Regions from separate parts of the Homo sapiens genome. Here region 1 is linked to region 2. A link is a contact called in ENCODE Hi-C data. All regions are on one chromosome and are shown on one strand. The core of a region is the stretch at or near the end of the contact, and the rest is flanking DNA. Distances in the headings are between cores, read along the strand shown.

Region 1 (5,720 bases), core at 1,693-4,192, 440 kb after region 2:
ACAGCAGCAGGAAGCAGATAGGCTCCTGGGCAGAATGGGGTGGGTCCCCAGGAAACTCCTACCTTCAAGCCAAGGGGGGCCTGAAGCCTGGGGGCTGGGCTGCCAGTCCCACGGACCAGAGTGGGAACGTGTGGTGCTTTTCCCTGGGCCCATCCACGGCCACCCATGGACCAATCAGCACACACTTCCTACCCTCTGAGGCCCATTAAAAACCCCCAGAGTCAGTCAGACTCGGAAGAGAGGATGGAGAGAGGACAGGGAGACAAGGTGATGACCAGCTGCAGAGAGGAGCCGAGGAGATGGTGGGAGGACTAGCTGCAGAGAGGAGCTACCCTCTCTGCTGACAGCTGAAAACTCGTCGGGACACCCTGGCTATGGAAAGAAGCTGCCCACTGCAGGTCTCCTCTGAGCTATTCTGTTTCTCAATAAAGCTCCTCTTCGCCTTGCTCACCCTCTACTTGTCTGTGTGGAAGAACAAGAACTCGGGACCCACCAAATGGCAAGGCTAAAAGAGCTGTGACACAAACAGGGCTGAAACATGCCCCTTGTCCACCATGTTGTGGGTGAAGAGGAGAGAACACCTGCGGCCCTTCAGGGAGCCCAGACCTGGGAGCTCCCCAAGCCAGGGCTGTGACTCCCTCTTTGGGGGCCTGCAGTTGCAGGCATCTCCAAGCTTCTGGGTGTCAAGCTTCTGGGCGTCACTGCATTTTCCGGTGCCAGCTGGGGAAGTTGCTTGCAGTGTGCCTGGTCCAGCATAGCCTCACAGAGCGCTGGCACCCGTGCCAGCACTCGGAACTGCCTGCCCCCTGGCAGCAGCCGGCGTATTTGTGCGCAGTGGCCGGATCCCACGCTTGCTTACACATCCCTTGCCGCTCCACACCTGACTCAGTCTCCCTTAGAGGTGTGATCAAGGGCCAGTAGCATGAGCTGAGCACAGCCTGCCAGGCCGAGTGGGCGGAACAAGCCCAGAGGGCCTGAGAAAACTTGGGCAAAGGCACCACCAGCCAAAGAGATTTCCGGCCAGAAAAGCGACATCCCAATCCCAAAGATCCCAGAACAACAGTACTTCATACATATACCTCACATAGAGTTGGGATATAAGTACAACTTAGTACATGTGGATAAAGTGCTCTGCAGATATTAATTTCTCTTTCTAATACTTATGCTAATCACAAAAATAGTAAAAATATGAATAGCAAAGAGTGATGGGGATCTCAGAGGGGACTACAACATATTTAACTGGATAAAAAGTCTTGTTTGGTTTGGTTTGGGGTGGGGGTTAACTAGGGAGCCTCATCAACATTTATGGCATTGTCTTCCTAAGAAAATTGGTCTCAGGTTTGCCTACAATGAAAACATTGACAAAACATTGAACATGAATTCTCTATTCAGTGAAGAGAGAATTTACTATTCAGGGCTATTTGTTTTGAATTCAGAAATTGTTCTGCGCCTGGCGTGGTGGCTCATGCCTGTAATCCCAGCACTTTGGGAGGCCGAGATGGGTGGATCACTTGAGGGCAGGAGTTTGTGACCAGCCTGGCCAACATGGTAAAACCCTGTCTCTACTAAAAATTCAAAAATTAGCCAGGCATGGTGGCACACAGCTGTAATCCCAGCTACTCAGAAGGCTGGGCAGGAGAATTGCTGGAACCTGGAAGGCAGAGGGTGCAGTGAGCCGAGATCACACCACTGCACTACAGCCTGGGTGACAAAGGGAGACTCCATCTCAAAAAAAAATAATAAAATAAAATAAAGAAATTGTTCTGATGCTCTGTGGCCTACTTACCTTTTCAACTAAATCTACCCATACTTGATACTTGTCAAAGCCACAGAAAGATAAAAACAATCCTACAAAATTTGAAAACTACTCTGAATATACTGTGATTGAGGGATGGCCCAAAGGAAAATAAAAATATTCTTATCTGGTATTAGGGAAAAAAAAATTATATTTTAACATTTTCTCTTAGAATCATTTACTTATTGATTGTTGAGACCTGTTTTTTAATAGTAAACAAACAAAAAGTCATATTTTATTTTTTAAATTTAATTTCTAGATTTCTTAATACTCATATTATTTCATAAGTGGATGGATGGCTACTTGGGTGGCTCTAAATGTGTAGTTTAGGATATGTCCAGAAGAATTAACAAGTTTAGAAAATAAAAATTTTTATAAGGACAGATCTACAGAGAAATCATAAGAAAAAAAATGTGGGCATACAGTCACAAGAATCAAAAATTATGGGCCAAGCATAGCAGCTCATACCTCTAATCCTTGCACTTTGGGAAGCTGAGGTGGGCGGGTTACTTGAGCCCAGAGTTCGAGACCAGACTGGGCAACATAGGGTGAACCCTGTCTCTATAAAAAATAAAAAACTTAGGTGGCACATGCCTGTAGTCCCAGCTATCTGGGGGCTGACGTGGGAGGATTGCTTGAGCTGGGGAGGTTGAGGCTGCAGCGAGCTGAGATTGTGCGACTCCCCAGTGGGTGACAGACTGGCCTTGTCTGGTTAACATTTCTCCTAAAGGTAATTCTACTTTGCAATTATATGGTGCTTCTTTCCCGTTCGAAAGCAGTTTCACTTCTATTATCTCACTTTATAAGCTTCGAAGGCTAAAGTAATGAATACAATTTTAGGCTATCTTCAGCCTAAAAACAATGAAAAGTTAGCAAAACAAACAAACAAACAAAAAAGATTATGAACTAATGGTCTACAAAGACTATTTTCAAGGACAATTCTTTTGATTGTGCAGATTGATAAAGGAAGCAGGTCTCCTGAGTAATCATTACCTTCCGTCTCTGGTGGGTGTGTTGAACCACACCATCAGGAAAGCCACTAATTATCAGGAAGAGCAAAGCTGAACTGTTCCCCTAAGCTTCTTCGAGGTGCCAGAGCAAATCCAGAGGAGAAAATCCTGCAGTGGAGGGAAAAAGGATTTGTGTCTCTGAGAAAGTGAGATTTAAGATGTATGCCCTCTGGTGCCCAAGAAGTGAAGGACAAGGGTGATGATCCAACATAAGCAATTTGTGAATATGAAATATGTTGAAAGACTTTGAAAATTTCCTGATTAGGTGTAGGGTGGGTATAGTGAAGAAGGATATTCTTGGCTTAAGATATAGACATAAAAATTCATACATTTGGAAGGTCTCTCTTATGGAAATTCAGGAACAAGACTATGGTAGCTTGTTAGTATTCACATGTTTTCTACTACTCACAAGTAGTAAATACTTGTGAGTATTCATTCATGTTTTTCTCCTAGATTTTATATCACCATTAATAAAACAGGTATTATTATTATTCTAATTTTAGAAAAAAATAGAAATGATCATATCATCAAGGCTGATTTATACTGAAAAATAAGTGAACAAGGGAAATTATACAAAATTATATCCCTAAACAAATATATTATAAAATTGCTTACTCTTTTATAATAACTCAATGACATTACCAAGTTACCAGACCCCAGAGACTATTTTTTAAAGTCTATGTGACTATTAGAAAATTAAAGGGCCTTCCATAGTGTCCCATCTTCTCATTGTGACCTTACGTTCTTTTTTTCCCCATAATCACCACATCAAACTTGGAATTTTGTATCTCAAAGAAGCAGGATTGTTTTCTCAAGGAAGCAGATTAAGAAAAAAACTGAGGAAGAAAAGGAAACAGATAGTAGAAAGCAGGAGATCGTTACCAACCACTCATTCAGCCACATGCCATGAGGGCCACTAGTCTCTGTTCACACAGGCTCAACAGCTCACAGGGTCCTCTGCTATCTCACTTTGGTTCTTTTCATTTTAATTTTTTACCCAAAGTTTATTATGGTAAAATATATGTAACAAAATTTACTATCTTAATCATTTTTAAGTGCACAGCTGAGTGGCATTCAGTATATTCATATGGTTGTGCAAACATCACCAGCATCCATCTCCAGATCTCTTTTCATCTTGCAAAATTGAAACTCTATGCCCGTTAAACAACAACTCATTGCTCCCTTCCTGCTACCCCTGGCAACCATCATTCTACTTTCTGTCTCTATGATTTTGACTACTTTAAGTACTTCATAAAAGTGGGATCATATAGTATTTGTTGTTTTGTGACTGGCTTATTTCACTTAGCCTAATGTCCTCAAGGTTCATCCATGTTGTAGCATGCCTCAGAATTTTCTTTCTTCTTCTTCTTCATTTTTTTTTTCTTGTGGCAGGGTCTCATTCTGTTGCCCAGGCTGGAGTGCAGTGGTATGATCTCGGTTCAGTGCAACGTCTGCCTCCCAGGTTCAAGCGGTTCTCCTGCCTCAGCCTCCTGAGGAGCTGGGATTACTGGTGCTTGTCACCACGCCTGGCTAATTTTTGTATTTTTGGTAGAGATGGGATTTCACTATGTTGGCCAGGCTGGTCTTGAACTCCTGACCTCAAGTGATCTGCCTGACTTGGCCTCCCATAGGGCTGGGATTACAGATGTGAGGCACCATGCCTGGCCTGAATTTTCTTCCTTTTTAAGGCTGAATAATATTCTTTTTCTTTTTTTTTTTTTCTTTTTTGAGACCGAGTCTCACTCTGTTGCCCAGGCTGGGGTGCAGTGGCATCATCTTGGGGCTCACTGCAACCTCTGCCTCCCGAGTTCAAGTGATTCTTGGGCCTCAGCCTCCTGAGTAGCTGGGACTACAGGCGTCAGCCACCAAGCCCAGCTAATTTTTTTATTTTTAGTAGAGACAGGGTTTCACCACGTTGGTCAGGCTGATCTTGAACTCCTGACCTCAGGTGATCCACCTGCCTCGGCTTCCCAAAGTGCTGGGATTACAGGCGTGGCCACTGTGCCCAGCCTTAAGGCTGAACAATATTCTATTGTAAGTATATATCACATTTTGCTTTTTCATTCATCTGTCAATGGCCTCTTGGGTTGCTTCAATGTTTTAGCTATTGTAAGTAATGCTGTATGAACACGAGCATACAAATATCTTTGATACTTTGCTTTTAATTCTTCTGAGTATGGCACTGCTGGATCATATGGTAAATCTATTTTTAATTTTTTGAGAAACCACCATACTGCTTTCCACAGTGGTTATACCATTCTATATCCCCCAAACAGGCACAAAGATTCTATTTTCTCCACATACCCTGCAAACACATTTTATTTTCTATTGCTTTGATAGTAGCCATCCTAAGGGTGTCCAGGTGGCTCTCACTATAGTTTTGACTTGCATTTCCATAATGATTAGTAAGGCTGAGCATCTTTGCATGTGCTGATTGGCCATTTGTATATCTTCTTGGAGAAGTATCAAATATCTATTCAAGTCCTTCACCCATTTTTGAATTGAGCTGTTTGTATTTTTGTTGTTGAGTTTTAGGAGTTCTCCATATATTCTGGATACTAATCCCTTATCAGATATATGACGTGTAAATATATTCTCAAATTCTGTAGGCTGTCTTTCTATTCTGTTGATAGTGTCTTTTGATATAAAATTTTTAAATTTTCATGAAGTCCAATTTGTCTGTTTTTTTCTTTTGTTGCCTGTGCCTTTGGTGTCATCACACAAAATCACTGCCTAATCCCATGTCGTGAAGTTTTTGCCTTATGTTTTCTTCTAAGAGTTTTATAGTTTTAGGGCTTACATTTAGGCCATGGATCTACTTTGAGCTAAATTATGCGTATGGTATTAGGTAAAGGTAAAAGTTCATTATTTTGCATGTAAATATCTAGTTTTCTCAGCACCATTTGTTGAAAAGA
Region 2 (6,078 bases), core at 2,408-4,907:
CGGGGATCACTAGTATTAATCTTGCCAGATTCAGTAAATGCACGAATATTTTCATCACTATACCAGCTTCTGCTTTCATCAGTTGTAGAAAACATCAGAAAAGAAGACCTGTCAATATCTTTTTCAGTGTCTCCATTCAGTGTCCCTGAAACAAAAAACACATTTCTTACTTTTCATGTAGACATTAATTAGAACCATTGTTACAGATACAACTACTTTTACGATCTACAGTTTTGTTAATTGTTAGGGCACGTGAAAAAGGTAAATGTTTGCGATGTGGGATGTCGGTTTTTGTAAAGTTTACAACAAACTTAAAAAAGCATATTACCTATATGAAGCCATATTTAAAGAATCCATACTCATCTTTACATCAAATCAGTAACTTTCTGCAGTGTCTGCATCTGATGACCATTATCGCGTGAGATTGTTCAAAGTCTAAAAATTTGTGTTTCCTCAAACGAAGGATAACTTTAGTTCATACCAATTTATTTATTCTTCTATGCTTATATTCAACAAATATTTATTGAATATTTGTAATGTGTTAGGTACTATGACAAGTGTTGGGTTTATAAAAGTGAACAAGACAGTTATCTACCCTTGCAGGGCATACAATCAAGGGTGGACGCCATCAATTAATAAGATACTATAGTGTGTAAAGTTCTATAGTAGGGAAGAGTTCAGTGTTTGGGAGCTGGTTAATTTAATTTTGGGTATGGAAATCTTTTCTGAAGGCAGTGACACCTCAGTTGATATTTAAAGGATGAGGAGTTTGCTGGGGTGTACCTGTAGAGAAGATTCCAGGCAGCAATTAAGATAAAAGGAATTTGGACTTTATCGTCAGAACAATCAGCAGTCCTTGAAGGATTTTAAGCAAAGGAGTGACAGACTCAGAATCATCCTCCCACCTTCACCCCCCAGACAGAAAGCCAAGTGGAGATGAATTGAAAGGGGAAGCACTAGAGACTGGTGGGGCAGCTAAGAGGCTGTTGTGGGTATCCTAGCAAAAAGATGGCAGTGGCCTGAACTAGGTTAGAGTTCGTGGAGCTGAAGAGAAGTGAGCTGACCTTGTGATGTGTACGAAGTAGAGCTGGCGGGACTTGACTGATGTATTTAGCAAGTGATGAGGGAGAGGGCAGTATCAAGAATGTTACCCAAGGTTTTGTCTCCAGTGACTAATTGGAGCATACTGGGGCCATTCCCCAAGGCAGGGAACACAGAAGGAAGGGAGAGATTCAGGGCAGGAACAAATGACGGGTTTTGGAATATGACGTATTTAGGTACGGATGAAACACCCAAGTAGAGACGCCAAGTTGCCAGGCCTGACTATCAGTAAAGGAGTTTGAACCAAAGTTACAGATTTCAGACTCATTAACCCACAGATGGAAACAAATGACTCAAAATGGATAAGATCCCTCTGTGCGCTTAGATTGAACAAAAGAGAAAAGTGCTTAGGACAGTGGGAATAAAATAGTTATAATATTTAAAAAGTATATAAAAATATAATATTCTATAAAATTATTATCAGTCCCAAATATTTTATAACAGCCTTATATTTAAAACCATAGGGCATAAATCAACATAACTGTAAGTGAGAAAGTCTTTTTCTTTTTCTTTCTTTTTTTTGTAGAGACACAGTTTCACTATGTTGCCCAGGCTGGTCTCAAACTCCTGGCCTTAAGTGATCCTCCCAACCTGGCCTCCCAAAGTGCTGGGATTACAGGCATGAGCCACTGTACCCAACCAAGGAAGGCTTGATGGCAGTTCACATACTTGCCTTTGAGAATGCAAAGCATTAAGTTATCTTACTGTTTAAAAAGAAAAGGGAGAAAGTTTGGAAATGTTCAGACTAGATAGCTAATGTTTAAGTTAAATATAATAAACACATATTCTTTATCTTGCCATTATGCAGTTGAGTTCCTTGCAATTTTGAGAAGGGCAAAAAGCTCTTCCAAAGTTGGTTTAAAAAGTTATCTCCCGGCTGGGCACGGTGGCTCACACCTTTAATCCCAGCAGTTTGGGAGACCGAGACGGGCGGATCACAAGGTCAGGAGTTCAAGACCAGCCTGGCTAATATGGTGAAACCCAGCCTCTACTAAAAATACAAAAAAAAAAAAAAGTTATCTCCCAAGGAATGTAATTTGTAATCATGAGACTATGTGTGTTTGGCATAGGAAACTGCAATTATTAAAATATTTATTGTGGAGAGATGTTTGTTCACCTAAAATTTAAACTTTGATTGTCATAGGAAGTTAAATTTGCTCATTAACTTCATAATTAATCTAGTGCTGTTGCTTTGTTGATCTTGTTTTAATGAACCAAATCAGAATTTTCAAAACTCTATATTCCCTTGCAAGTTAGAAACATATCAGCAAAACTTCCTCCTTGCAAGAATTATTAATAAACTGATGATTCTAACTGATTCACCTTAAAACATAAACACAAAAAGGTGGCAGTAATTTTGAAGGAAGATGGCCGAAGTGAAGTTTATTGGGTTTGACTACCATCTAGTGACCAACCTGAATTATTGGTTGAACTGAGGGTTGGATTTGAGATCGCCATCTAGTGCTCAGAGTCCAAGATGGCAAGTTTCCATTCTTGACTGGAAAACCAAGGTTAAGGCAGGAAAATGGAGTGCCTTGGATAGTAAAATTCCTCTAGGAGAGCAGAGGACAGCCTACCCATTCTGGTTTACTCTTTTACTGCAATGAGATTTTTTTTTAAAGTTACCTCTTTTACAAGTCAGTATTGGTCCAATAAGTCCCGAAGCTACATCTCTTGCAGTGTCTATATGGGAATGGTAAATTCTTGTCACACAATTACTGTCATTGGGGCCAGGTCCCTGATGTTCTTCTACATACCACTTGTAGGTATATTGTTTCCCTGGCTCCAGATATTCATCTTCCTTTTGCAGGCCTGTCGTATTATCAGGATAGATAGCACCTAGAAAACATATTCTGCACTGTGGTTACAGTAAATATTGGATAACACTATTTTGAATGTGACTCGGGCTTCCTCCATTATGCTACTTTGTATTTCTCAAAAAGTGTGCATTTCTCCCCACCATTTCCCAGATTCCTACCTCCCTAAATCCCCTTTAGTTGGCTTCTACCTGAATGCTCAGCTTGGCTGCAGTTTTTAGACTAAATTGGAATGAGGCAGGCAGTATATAATAGGCTATCATCACTCTTACTGATGGATTCAACAAATATTTATTTTGCACCTACCATGTGCCTAGATCTCAGATGCAGAGGTAACCTCTGGACTCCCGAGTTGCCCTCCATATTTTCTTCATTGCCAGTCAGACTTGGGACCCAGGGCATCCAAGGGTGTCCCTGTTACTTCCAAGTAGCCCACTGCAGTCCGAAGGTGGCCCATGCCGTTACTCTGAACTATTACCTCAGTTCTGACTTTGGACCGTTGCTCTCCTTTCTTTCTTCTTCTCTGGCTAAAGTGTTGCCTCAGATCCTTACCCCTCGTGGCTGGATCCTGCTAACTATGAATAAAATTCCTTTATTCAATAAAAGACTTTGAAACATGAGCAGCCTCTGATTCTCTATTCTTCTTTTGGGACCCTCCTGTTCCACACTGAACATGAAGAAATTATGACTGACTGTTTTGTACTTTCTTCCTGCCCAGCGGCCCAGCTGGAACTGGCTCCAGTCATGGTCCAGTTTCCTGAGTCTGTTTCAGTCCAGAGGATTAATTCAAGGCCTGTTTTCTAGTTCTTCTTCATGCTTCCCTGACGGAATCATCAAACCTCAGTTCAAGTTTTGAGAGTTGATTAAAAAGTAAAAAAATAAAGCAAACTCTTGTTAACATTTTTCACATTATATGTCTATAATATAGACTATTTTTCTTTTTTTTTATAGACTATATTTAAAGGGCAATAATCATTGCAAGATGGTCATGTAACATGGCAAAATAATGATGACAGATGAAAGGAATGGCATATGGGATTTCCGCTGCCCTGTATTATCATAGAGCCTCTGTTGGAAGGAGCACGTATGCTATAGGTGGTACTCTTATCAAGTTGGCCTAAAATTCCAGTTTTCTAAAGATTTATGCCAGGCCTTTTAAAAACCATATTTCAAACACTGGGAAAAAATATCTGTGTTCTACTAAAGACAATTCCAAACTCTGTTTTCCTAGCTTTCCTTGTTGTCTCCCAAAAACTCACAAAATCCTATTTGTTGGCTTTCTCTTCCCTTCCTTTTTTTTTTTTTCCAAAATCATGATGTATCTGTGACTGTAGCTGTGTAGGAGAGAAGAGTCTGCCTGGAAAGTAGTGATTTCTCTTGATACTGATATCTTCCCAGAGGGTGATCCTCATCTACTAGGAAATGGAAATGAGGTGGGGGCAGAACAGGATTTCTGCCAACCTAACATTTAGCTCATGAGTGTTTCCTACAAAACGAAACAAAAAAACACCTTTTTTTTCTTTTCTGGTGAGTAAGGGAAAAGTGTTTTATTTCCTAGGAATTGCATAAGGGCTGTCACTCAATTAAGATGAGAAACTAAAAAAGGACTGTCTTGGGTATAAACTTTAAATACATCAGAAGTAGAGTCTGCATCCACTCTAAACTCCACGTAGCTCAGAATGCTGACCAGTCCATGATTACCTGGCTTTTTCTAATGCAATGTGCTCATACTCTCCATAAGCAAAACTCAGGAAAGAGGATCTGCTTACCTTCATTTTCTTTGGAGTAGGTGAGCCCATGAGGATGATAACTATAAGCTCTTGAAGCATTATTTTTTACATGTACATAAATGAAGTCTCCAGTCTCTGCTTTAATCATTGGACCTAAAAATCCCAACCAGGATGGTTTTTCAATGATCCTTTGAAATGTATTATCAGTATCAATATTGAAAATACAAAGCCTTTTTAAAAACAAAGCTCTTCCTCGCTTGACCTCCTTGTAGAAATTCTCTATAAACAAACAAAAAAGACAGAACTTTAACAAATGTTGACTGGAAAGAAACAAAGTGTTAAATAAGCTAAATGAAAAGTCAGAAGCTCAACAGCCTAATTTTGGCAGATAAAACCCAGAGGCTGGAGAAAATGTGATGGGAGTCAAAAACAGGTATAATTGGTGAGAAGAGTGTTGAAATACTGAATGAAGAAATCAAATACAAATGTAGTAAGTAAAACATGTGGCATTTTGGTTTAAAAGACATGCCAAATTCTTTAAACTGAACTGTGTCTATGTTTCTAACCCCACTTTAAGGTTACTTTAGCATTCAAGTAGTCGATCAGTTCCCATGATTTAGGACTGTTTACACATTTAAATGGATTTGTGGATTTGTTGGTAGCATTAAGGTGTTTTGCTCTTAAACCGTGGTAAATCAGAACCCCACTCATGTCCTCTATATTTCCCTCTCTCAATTATCTGAAGAGAAAAATCGAGAAAACAGCTACACACATATCAAAAGGAAAGTGTTGTTTTATACCTTATCACGTGAACAAAATTAATGATAAACAGAATTAGCTGTGATCTGCAAAATAACGTGTCAGGAAGACAAGAGTGGCGATCATTCCAGGAAAGAGCAATTTTGGATTTGTATTACTACCTCTTTTCCATACCATGTTGGAACTAAACAAACGAAGTGGTTCTAATGGCATATGTGTCCTGCAAGTGTCAATCATGAGAAAGTTTTCATCAGCATTTCATCAATGATCAACAATTACCAACTTTTGCTTCAGATAATAACTTGTTAAATGCAAAGGATTACTTACAGGTCTTCAGAAAAAGGCTTTTCATTGAGCATATTTTTACCAGAAGGAGCATAGTTCCAAATGCTTTCTTCAATGCCTATGTAGCAGTGCCTATCTATTGCCCAACCTGGAGAACTAATAAAAAACAGAAAGGTCAATGGTAAAAGTGCCTTCATTTTCAAATTCTGAGCCTGGAGAAGTTAACTGAGTAGGGCTTGCCTACCTTTTATAATCCAGGCTTTCTTCTTTCATTTGTGTCTACTGACATACATTATCTGTCTTCATTAACATATATGTCATTTCCATTCCAAGTGGTTTTGGATTTCATTGTCAGGTGAGGTGAAATGTTGCACAACACACTGGAT

What was found. Hi-C counts contacts between places; a loop is a spot of excess contacts on that map. Pooled maps may share reads with other maps.
Region 1: a map of B cell shows a loop between it and region 2 (36-fold over the local background). The contact joins two enhancer-like sites. A Hi-C loop is called at or near these places in 2 of 168 maps with a recorded cell type or tissue (B cell and naive thymus-derived CD4-positive, alpha-beta T cell) and 6 of 50 pooled maps.

What each region holds. Positions count from the first base shown.
Region 1 is chr3:149,714,654-149,720,373 of GRCh38, forward strand. It overlaps a transcript of WWTR1 not described here. Among named protein-coding and RNA genes, the nearest start is that of COMMD2, 35 kb to the right of the region's middle. Within about 2 kb of position 2,943, at least 2 of the 41 ENCODE cell types and tissues checked have a DNase peak (open chromatin) inside an H3K27ac peak, as active enhancers do.
Region 2 is chr3:149,270,776-149,276,853 of GRCh38, forward strand. It overlaps the pseudogene CPHL1P. Among named protein-coding and RNA genes, the nearest start is that of TM4SF18-AS1, 11 kb to the right of the region's middle. Within about 2 kb of position 3,658, at least 3 of the 41 ENCODE cell types and tissues checked have a DNase peak (open chromatin) inside an H3K27ac peak, as active enhancers do.